Linked DNA regions of Mus musculus: regions 1 and 3 are each linked to region 2. A link is a loop called in an ENCODE intact Hi-C map of the cell type or tissue named here. Cell type or tissue: gastrocnemius. All regions are shown on one strand.

The links. Hi-C counts contacts between places; a loop is a spot of excess contacts. Peaks named below come from ENCODE experiments on the same cell type or tissue, not always from the same donor. Only the 100,000 strongest peaks of a DNase experiment are listed, where the experiment ranks them.
Region 1: it touches region 2 in a loop (2.1-fold over the local background); 10 of 42 quality-filtered maps call a loop at or near these places.
Region 3: it touches region 2 in a loop (2.8-fold over the local background); 2 of 42 quality-filtered maps call a loop at or near these places.

What each region holds. Positions count from the first base shown.
Region 1 is chr3:51,787,144-51,789,643 of GRCm38, reverse strand. All of the region lies in intron 2 of Maml3 (mastermind like transcriptional coactivator 3), which reads left to right. Among named protein-coding and RNA genes, the nearest start is that of Gm46803, 81 kb to the right of the region's middle. RefSeq lists an enhancer at 1-1,792. In gastrocnemius, a CTCF peak has its summit at 1,463 (motif pointing right); a DNase peak (open chromatin) is centred at 449; H3K4me3 peaks cover 1,059 bases; H3K27ac peaks cover 1,268 bases.
Region 2 is chr3:51,704,433-51,706,932 of GRCm38, reverse strand. All of the region lies in intron 2 of Maml3 (mastermind like transcriptional coactivator 3), which reads left to right. Among named protein-coding and RNA genes, the nearest start is that of Gm46803, 2.0 kb to the left of the region's middle. In gastrocnemius, a CTCF peak has its summit at 1,494 (motif pointing right); a DNase peak (open chromatin) is centred at 1,529.
Region 3 is chr3:51,839,341-51,841,840 of GRCm38, reverse strand. The region is part of intron 2 of Maml3 (mastermind like transcriptional coactivator 3); the gene reads left to right. Among named protein-coding and RNA genes, the nearest start is that of Gm46803, 130 kb to the right of the region's middle. In gastrocnemius, a CTCF peak has its summit at 1,256 (motif pointing left); no DNase peak of the experiment used is centred here; H3K27ac peaks cover 503 bases.

The DNA.
Region 1 (2,500 bases), 83 kb before region 2:
CAGTTGAGCGTCCCCCTGTCATTGTGGCTGCTTATAGCCCCGGTCTGGGAAAAGGTAAAGCTTAGGGGAACAGAAACTTGGCCTTTTCCTCATTTTCAGCTTTCCAAACCAAGCAGAGGCGGGCCATTTTCAACAGACACTACTGCCAATTAGAAGAGGCAAAAGACCAGCACAAAGTAGGCTCCCAAGATCTAGCCAGTTGAACTGAACCAAAACCATCCGCTTCCTGGGCCCCGAGAAGGTGCAACATGTCACAGGTCCTCAAGGAGAAAGGGGCTGGCAGGGAGGACCCCTGCATGAGAATTAAGACCTCTGTGACCCCCATCTGTTCCTCCTCTCCTCTCCCTCCTCTCCTGCTGCCATGGAGACCAGTCTGGAATGGCAGTAAGCCTTATGCCCCAGAGAAAACAATACAGTGTTTGAAGAGTGGAAGTTGGCCTCTAAGCACAAGCTCTGTCGCCCATCCCCCACAGCCCAGGATTCTTACAAAAGGCAGCTTTTTCCGCTAGAGGGTCAGAGCTCTGCTGTCCATCGATCTGCGTCCACTTTGTCCCTCGCTACTTCCGACTTGTTCATTTTTGAACTCACACCACACAGCCTGAGTGTCATGGGTCTGTTTAGTCGGAGAGGTGCTGATGTGACCGCGTCCCTTCTGCTCAGTGGCACAGAGCATCCCGCTCCTTTTTGTGTCTTTGAACCGCTGCTGTTGACTCACAGGCTGGAGCGGTTGGGCTGGGCTGAATTAGAAACAATGTAATCAACATCTCTATTTTTATCTCTGCTCTCTCCCCTCCCCACTGACTCACGGTTCTCTGTCTCAGAGCCCGGGATCTTAAAAGACTTGCATTAGATCCAGGGTGAATACGCACAGATGTGGTGTTTCTGCCATTCAAAGCCAGGAGTGGTTTTTCTTTTTCTTTTTTTTTTTTTCCTGATGCACTGGGCCCACACGTCAGTAGTGTTATTTATTGCCGTTCACTGCCATCTTCTTTGTGGCTGTGTTACAGCTCAAGCTGCCTTTCCCTCCTGAGGTCTAAGATAAATTTTGCAGACAAGGGAGGAACCCGGGTCTGATTTCTGAAATGAATCTTCAGAGAAAACTTCAGCACTGAACTAAAACTTTTAACTTTTCCCAGTTAATTCGGGAAGCCTGACCTGGAATCTACAGAAAGCAAAAACTAAATACAATATAGTAGTAGGTCCCCCCCCCCAAAAAAAAACCACCCCAACGATGAAGGATCTTTTTTTCCTGCCTAGACTTCTGCATGTTGATGTGTATTTTTAAATTTTTAATTCTATAGACATAGATATGCTAAGTGCTTGGAATTCTGAAGCCTTAGATTTGAGTCCCAACCTGATATTGCTTGCTATTTATAATCTTCAGCTGACAACTTAATTCCTATTTTTAAGATTTTTTTTGGTTTTATGATTATGTCTGCCTGAATGTATTTATATGCATCACATATGTGCAGGTGCCCACAGAAACCAGAAGAGGGCACTAGATTCCCCTGGAAGTAGATATACAATGATTGTGAGCCGCCCAGTGTGGGTGCTGGGAACCCAAACTGGGAATTCTCCAAAAGAAACACTCCTAACTGCTGAGCCATCTCTACAGTCCAAACATGTCATTTCTCCATGTCTTACTTTTCTGTTTTGTGAAATGGAGTTTGACCTCTCAAACATACGTTATATATCTTATAGAATTGTTCTGAGGATTAAAAAAAAATCTAACGAAAAAGCTTTAAAAATCTAGATTTCGTGAGGACTTTAAAACAAGGGCCAGCACATAACAATCTGTCCAAAAACAAATTAAAAAGTTGGCTATTTTCGTGCCTCAGGCCATATCTACCCGACTTAAGAAAAGTAATTCATCTTTAAAAGAATTTTCATGGGCCAGGGTGGTAGTTCAGTCAGTAAGGTGCTCAGGCATGGTGACCTATTTGGTCCTCACTATTCACATAAAAAGCCAGCCGGGGTGACCTGTGCTGGGAAAGAGGAGCTATCCTGGGACTCAATGATGAGCCAGCCTAGCCTACTTTATGAGCTCCAGGCCAGTGAGAGACCCAGTCTCAAGAAATCAGGTAGGCAGTGTGTGAAGAACATCCAAGGTTGCTTTCTGGCCTACACACACACACACACACACACACACACACACACACACACACACACTCTCCTTTAACAAGCACAGAACACCTCGGGATGTTGCCTTATCTATTCCAGAATTTATGAGCCATCCTTCTACAGAAACTAAGGGAACCCTGTGTTACAGAACGGACCTATTTTTCTTTCTAGCATAAGCGCAGCCTCTAACTCCCCAGTCTGCCTTTCCTAGAATTTTATTCTCATTTCATCAAAATTGGTTTTTGTGTTCTGTATCCAAGGGTACTTACACGTTCTTCTCCAGATAATTGTATTTTACATGCAGTGACTTTTTCTTGGCTTAGCTAATGTCACCTCATTAGACTAGACTCTAATGATGCTCTTTCTTTTCTACAGTGCA
Region 2 (2,500 bases):
AACCCTAACAACTTGAATTTAGTCCCCAGGACCCGAGTGGTCCTAGGAGAGAACTCACTCCTGAAAATTACTTTCTGGGCATCATTTGCATGTTTTACCTCACAAATACCCCTCCCCACCCTACCCCCACACACATACAGGCAGTAAACAAATTAATTAATTTAACTTAAAAATTAAAAGTGCCATGCATTTATAATATAAAAATATTAAAGTACAAAAGATGGAGCTGAGAATGGTGAAGCTCATCTTTAATCCCTGCCCTCGGGAGGCAGAGGCAAGAAGATCTCTGTCAGCTCAGAGCCAGGCTGGTTTACATATTGAGTTCTAGGCCAGCCAGGCCTACGCAGTGAGCCCTGTCTCTAATGTTATATATTATATACTGTCAGATAGGTGTGTGTGTGTGTGTGTGTGTGTGTGTGTATGGCTATATGATATTTCCTGTGACTCGTGTTGCAGAGATGTTAGGTTTTTCTCTGTCAGCTGCACACAGTGAGCTCCCTCCATGTGATTAGACCCCATCCAAGGAGGCATGATTTTCATTGACTGCCTCACATTCATGGTATGGATGTGCCATAATTTATTTAATCGAGCCACTATTGTTGCGCACTAATGAACTTTTAACCAATTTAGCGTTGCTTTGGTGGTGGAATTAAATGCAACAAAAGGATGGGAGGAAGTCTGTAATTTACATCAGAGGCAGAGGGAATGCACAGCCCTCAAAGTTGTGTTTCTAATGCAGGGTGGGATTGTGACTTTGGTCCAAGCACCGATGAGAAAAACTGGTATTTTTTGTTGTATTTTTATGCCCAAGAAAGTCCTTGGAAGCCTGACCTTTCCCTTGGTTGCTCTCTCACAGCTTCACAGAGTCCCGCCTACTTTAACTCTTTCCTTAATATTACAGGGGGCCCCACCAGACCCTCAGAGAAGCAGTCTGTTGGTACAGACATCTTCCCCCACACTCCAGATTGACTCAGGCTAGAATTCATCATGCGGAGTCAGCTGAATTCCACAAACATGCAGCTTGTTGCAACTGTGCTTCTAACTATGCTGGATGCTAGGGGTAAAGCACACAAACCTCTGTCCTCAAGGATCAAAGCACGCTGCCAGGAATGAGCCACTAAGAGAAAAAACTGCCAGTAAATTGTAACTTGTATTTAAGCATTTGGAAAGGTAGAACTTTCCGTGTCCCCATCTTACAGAGTTAGACTTGGTAGGATGTACTGTCAGACATATACCATGATCGAGAGCATGAAAATATGTTTGTGCGTGCTAAGGAAAGGAGAGGTGTGTGTGAATGCAATTATAAAATGAATGATGGTTATCTTGGAGTGCTATAAACAAGTGTTGCTTCTTTCTTTTTCCGACTTTCCTACGTTGCTTTTAAAACTTATGTGATTGAGTAGCTAAAAGCAAGAAAGCCAACAGCGTGCCTATTTTAAAGATTTTGTTTTTAATCACATATATATGCACGAGTCTGTCATGTGCGTGCAGGTGCCTGTGGTGACCAGAAGAGGGCGCCAGATCATGTCTCTGGAGTTGCTAGTGGTTGTAAGCAGCCTGGTGTGGGTGTAGGAACTGAATGTGTATCCTCTGCAAAAGTGGTACTCACTGTCAGGAACAAGCTAACTCTCTAGCCCAGCATGCATGTTTTCAGTACAGCCATCCCTCAGAATCTGGGGCGTGAGTATAGAACAAGCATCCCAACACAGCAAAGATGCTCATGTCTTTTATCTGAGCTATCATGGGATATACATAGGACCTACACAAACCTCCCATCTACTTTGAATCATCTCTAAACCACTTGTAATACCTTAAAAATGCTATCTAAATAGTCGTTAGTATTGTATTGTTTAGAGAAAAATGACAAGAGAAAAGTCTGGATGCAATTTGTTTCAGACATTTTCAATATGTGGATGAAAAACTTGTGGCTGCAACTTTTTGCTATCTTCGGTGTCTAAGTAGACATCATCTATCTGCTCATCGAAAATCTAAGGGGACCCAAAAACAAGTTTAAAGTCCTGGTCTCTTTTCCATAGAGCCAAGCTAGAAGGACAACACTTGTTCTACCCTGGAGATGTACTACACAATCAGGATCTGGGGAGATGGCTCAATGGATAAAATGCTTGCAAAGCAAGCCTGAGAACCCAAGTTCCATCCTCAGGGCAGAGACAGGAGGCCCTTGCTGCTCAGTCTGTCTACCAAACCCATGAGTTCCAGGCTCAGTGAGAAACCTAGCTCAAAGAATAATGTAGAGAACAAAAGAGTGAGACAGGCCACATCAACCTTTGTCTCCCTCTCTTTCTGTCTTCTGTCTGTTTCTCTGTATATGTGTGTCTCTCTGAGTGTGTGTCTGTCTCTCTGAGAGAGAGAGAGAGGGAGAGAGAGAGGGAGAGAGAGAGGGAGAGAGAGAGATCACTCCAGCAATAACAGTAATAACCTGAAGATGCTTTTATGCCATCAGAGGGTGTCAATCATGGTCCCATAGAGTCGCTGAGTTCCT
Region 3 (2,500 bases), 130 kb before region 2:
TCAAGGGCTCAGCAGCCTCCGGTGGGTGGCAGCCTCTGTGATGGACAGCGAGATGTAGGACCACGACAAAAACATCTGCTCTGTGATCAGGAAAGCAGTGTTCAGCGGCAGAGGTGAAGCAACGTGAAAATGTTTTGTTGGCAGTCCGAGAGCTCTAATACGTTAACCCCTTAGAGACTGTCATCCTGAACCGGAATGATCTATCGTTCCCCACCACCCTCCACCCAGCCAGTGTGTGCCCCCCCACCCCACCCCCGTCATCCTAATTTACCTGAGCTGACATTGGCCTCCCTTCAGATCCTTGCGCAACCCCAAGTGTGTCCAGTAACCTGGCTGCCCACACCCTGTCACCAACACATAGCATTTGTGAGCAGCCTTAGGGCGGCATAAACATCCAGTAGTGGGGTCGGGAACACCTGACCCCCTATTAACACATCAGTGAGAGGGGCTGGTGAGCTGGGCTTGTTTTCCAGGGTCCTGATGAGCTTCATTAATTATGTTGAGCAGGAAAGGTGTGCAGCTGGAGGAGCATCCACTTAGCTCTACATGAACGGGAATAATTGGCCAGTTGGCAGAGTGTTAAATTGGCCGTCTAGTGAGAGAAACTCGTGAATAAACACAATTTCTCCAAACCACTAGAGGCTGGTTTTGGAGGAGGGGTTCCCTCCCTGTCACCCTTCTAATAACTTGGGAACCTCCTGGTGTGGCCTAGCCTGAGAGAGAGAAGACCCTACCTTGGTAGGCAGGTGACATAGCCTGGAATCTGGAGCCACTTGGAAGCCAGAACAAACCCCCTGCTCCAGACCTTGACACTTCATCATCTCTTGGACCAGACTATAAGCAGGTTACAGATCCTCTCCAAACTTGAGGTTTTTATCTAGAAAACAAATAATAATAGTCGTATTAGAATCGTTACGTCCTTGTGTCTATAAAGCATTTTGAATAGTAGGGTGTTTCGTTTTGTGTTTCTTTAAAGTACTTTTTAAAAGTATCTAAAATTAAAGCTAAAAATAAAAGAGCTATGTTGGAAAAATTCTCATGTTATTTATGAATGGCTGTGTAACAAGTTATATTGCAAACTTACCAGCTTCCAGGGTAAAGGAGTCCAGGAATAGAATGACTGACAGTTCCTGGCCCTGACCTCTTGAGTTACACTCAGGACATCCCAAGGTCCTCTCAGGTTGCACTCAGTCATTGAGGCTGAGTTCACCTCTTGGCTCCACTGGGGTTGGAGTATCTGCTCTGTTAATAGCGCCTTCAGGTGGCCTCAGTGTGCTGCTACCCTGGCTGCTCTCCAGTCGTGGCGCAGACTTCTCTCAAGAGGATAAATGAGGGTAGATCGGGGTGGAGGCCTCAGTGCCTATCATGAGAACCTATCACGGCCCCGGACCTTCACTTTCTTCATTATTCCATACGTTAGCTGCAAGAGAATGAAGTCCAGTTACTCTCTAGGGAAGGACGATTAGACCCTCTCTTCAGAAGAGAATGTCAAGAATCTGTGAACATATTTGTGGACACCATAATTGCTGCGAGTGGCTTTTGACATTTCATAAAGTGGTCTTGGTAAGGGAGGGTTCAGGAAGGGGAGAGCTGAGCCGGCAGTGGTGAGAATGTGCTGTTACAGACGACGTTCTTGGCTTGAGGAGGACCGTTGATTCCAAGCCTATGAGACACAAGACATATCTCTCTCTCTCTCTCTCTCTCTCTCTCTCTCTCTCTCTCTCTCCCTCCCTCCCTCCCTCCCTCCCTCCCTTCCTCCCCTCTCTCTGATTTTTTGGTTGGTTGGTTGGCTGGTTGCTTTTTGTCATGGAACTCACTCTGTAAACCACACCAGCGTCCATTTCAGAGATCCTCCTGCCTCTGCCTCTGCCTCTGGAATTAAAGATGTGTGCCCCACCTGGCTGTACTGGGCATTTCTCTCCCTTCCCTTTAGCAGCCTCAAGGCTGATAATCAGGCTGAATACTGTATGCCTCACAGTACAAAATATAGTTCTATGGCTAAATGTGACACCCAGAGAGGACCTTTGTCTGTTAGTCACTCTAAATCCAAGTCATTGACAGGATTTTTCTGTTTCCTCTTTAAAATCTTTTCCTTTGCCTTATCATTTTTTAAAGGTATTTGTTGTCTCTGCCCCTTGTCCTCTGCTTGACAGGCTCCAACTCAGCTGTGCCTCTTACTTACATGGTAACTTCCTGCTTCTGGATCTTTCTGGGGCCACTATCCGCACACTCATTTCTCTCCACATTTGTGTTTATTCTTAACAACGCCTCAGAGCCCTCGGGTCCATTTCTTCTTCACATATGAATCACCTAGTAACATTCCTCCAGGAGCCACCTAACTGCACACCCAGCTGTGTTCACATCACTGCAGTCGTCACTGAGGAAGCAAAAGGCATGGCCCCTGCCCTTAAGACATTTCTCCTCTCCTACGAGCTGGATTTAAAAGATTGTATAAAATGATAGCAGCATGCAAACCCCTATTTATAGTCAAGAATGACAT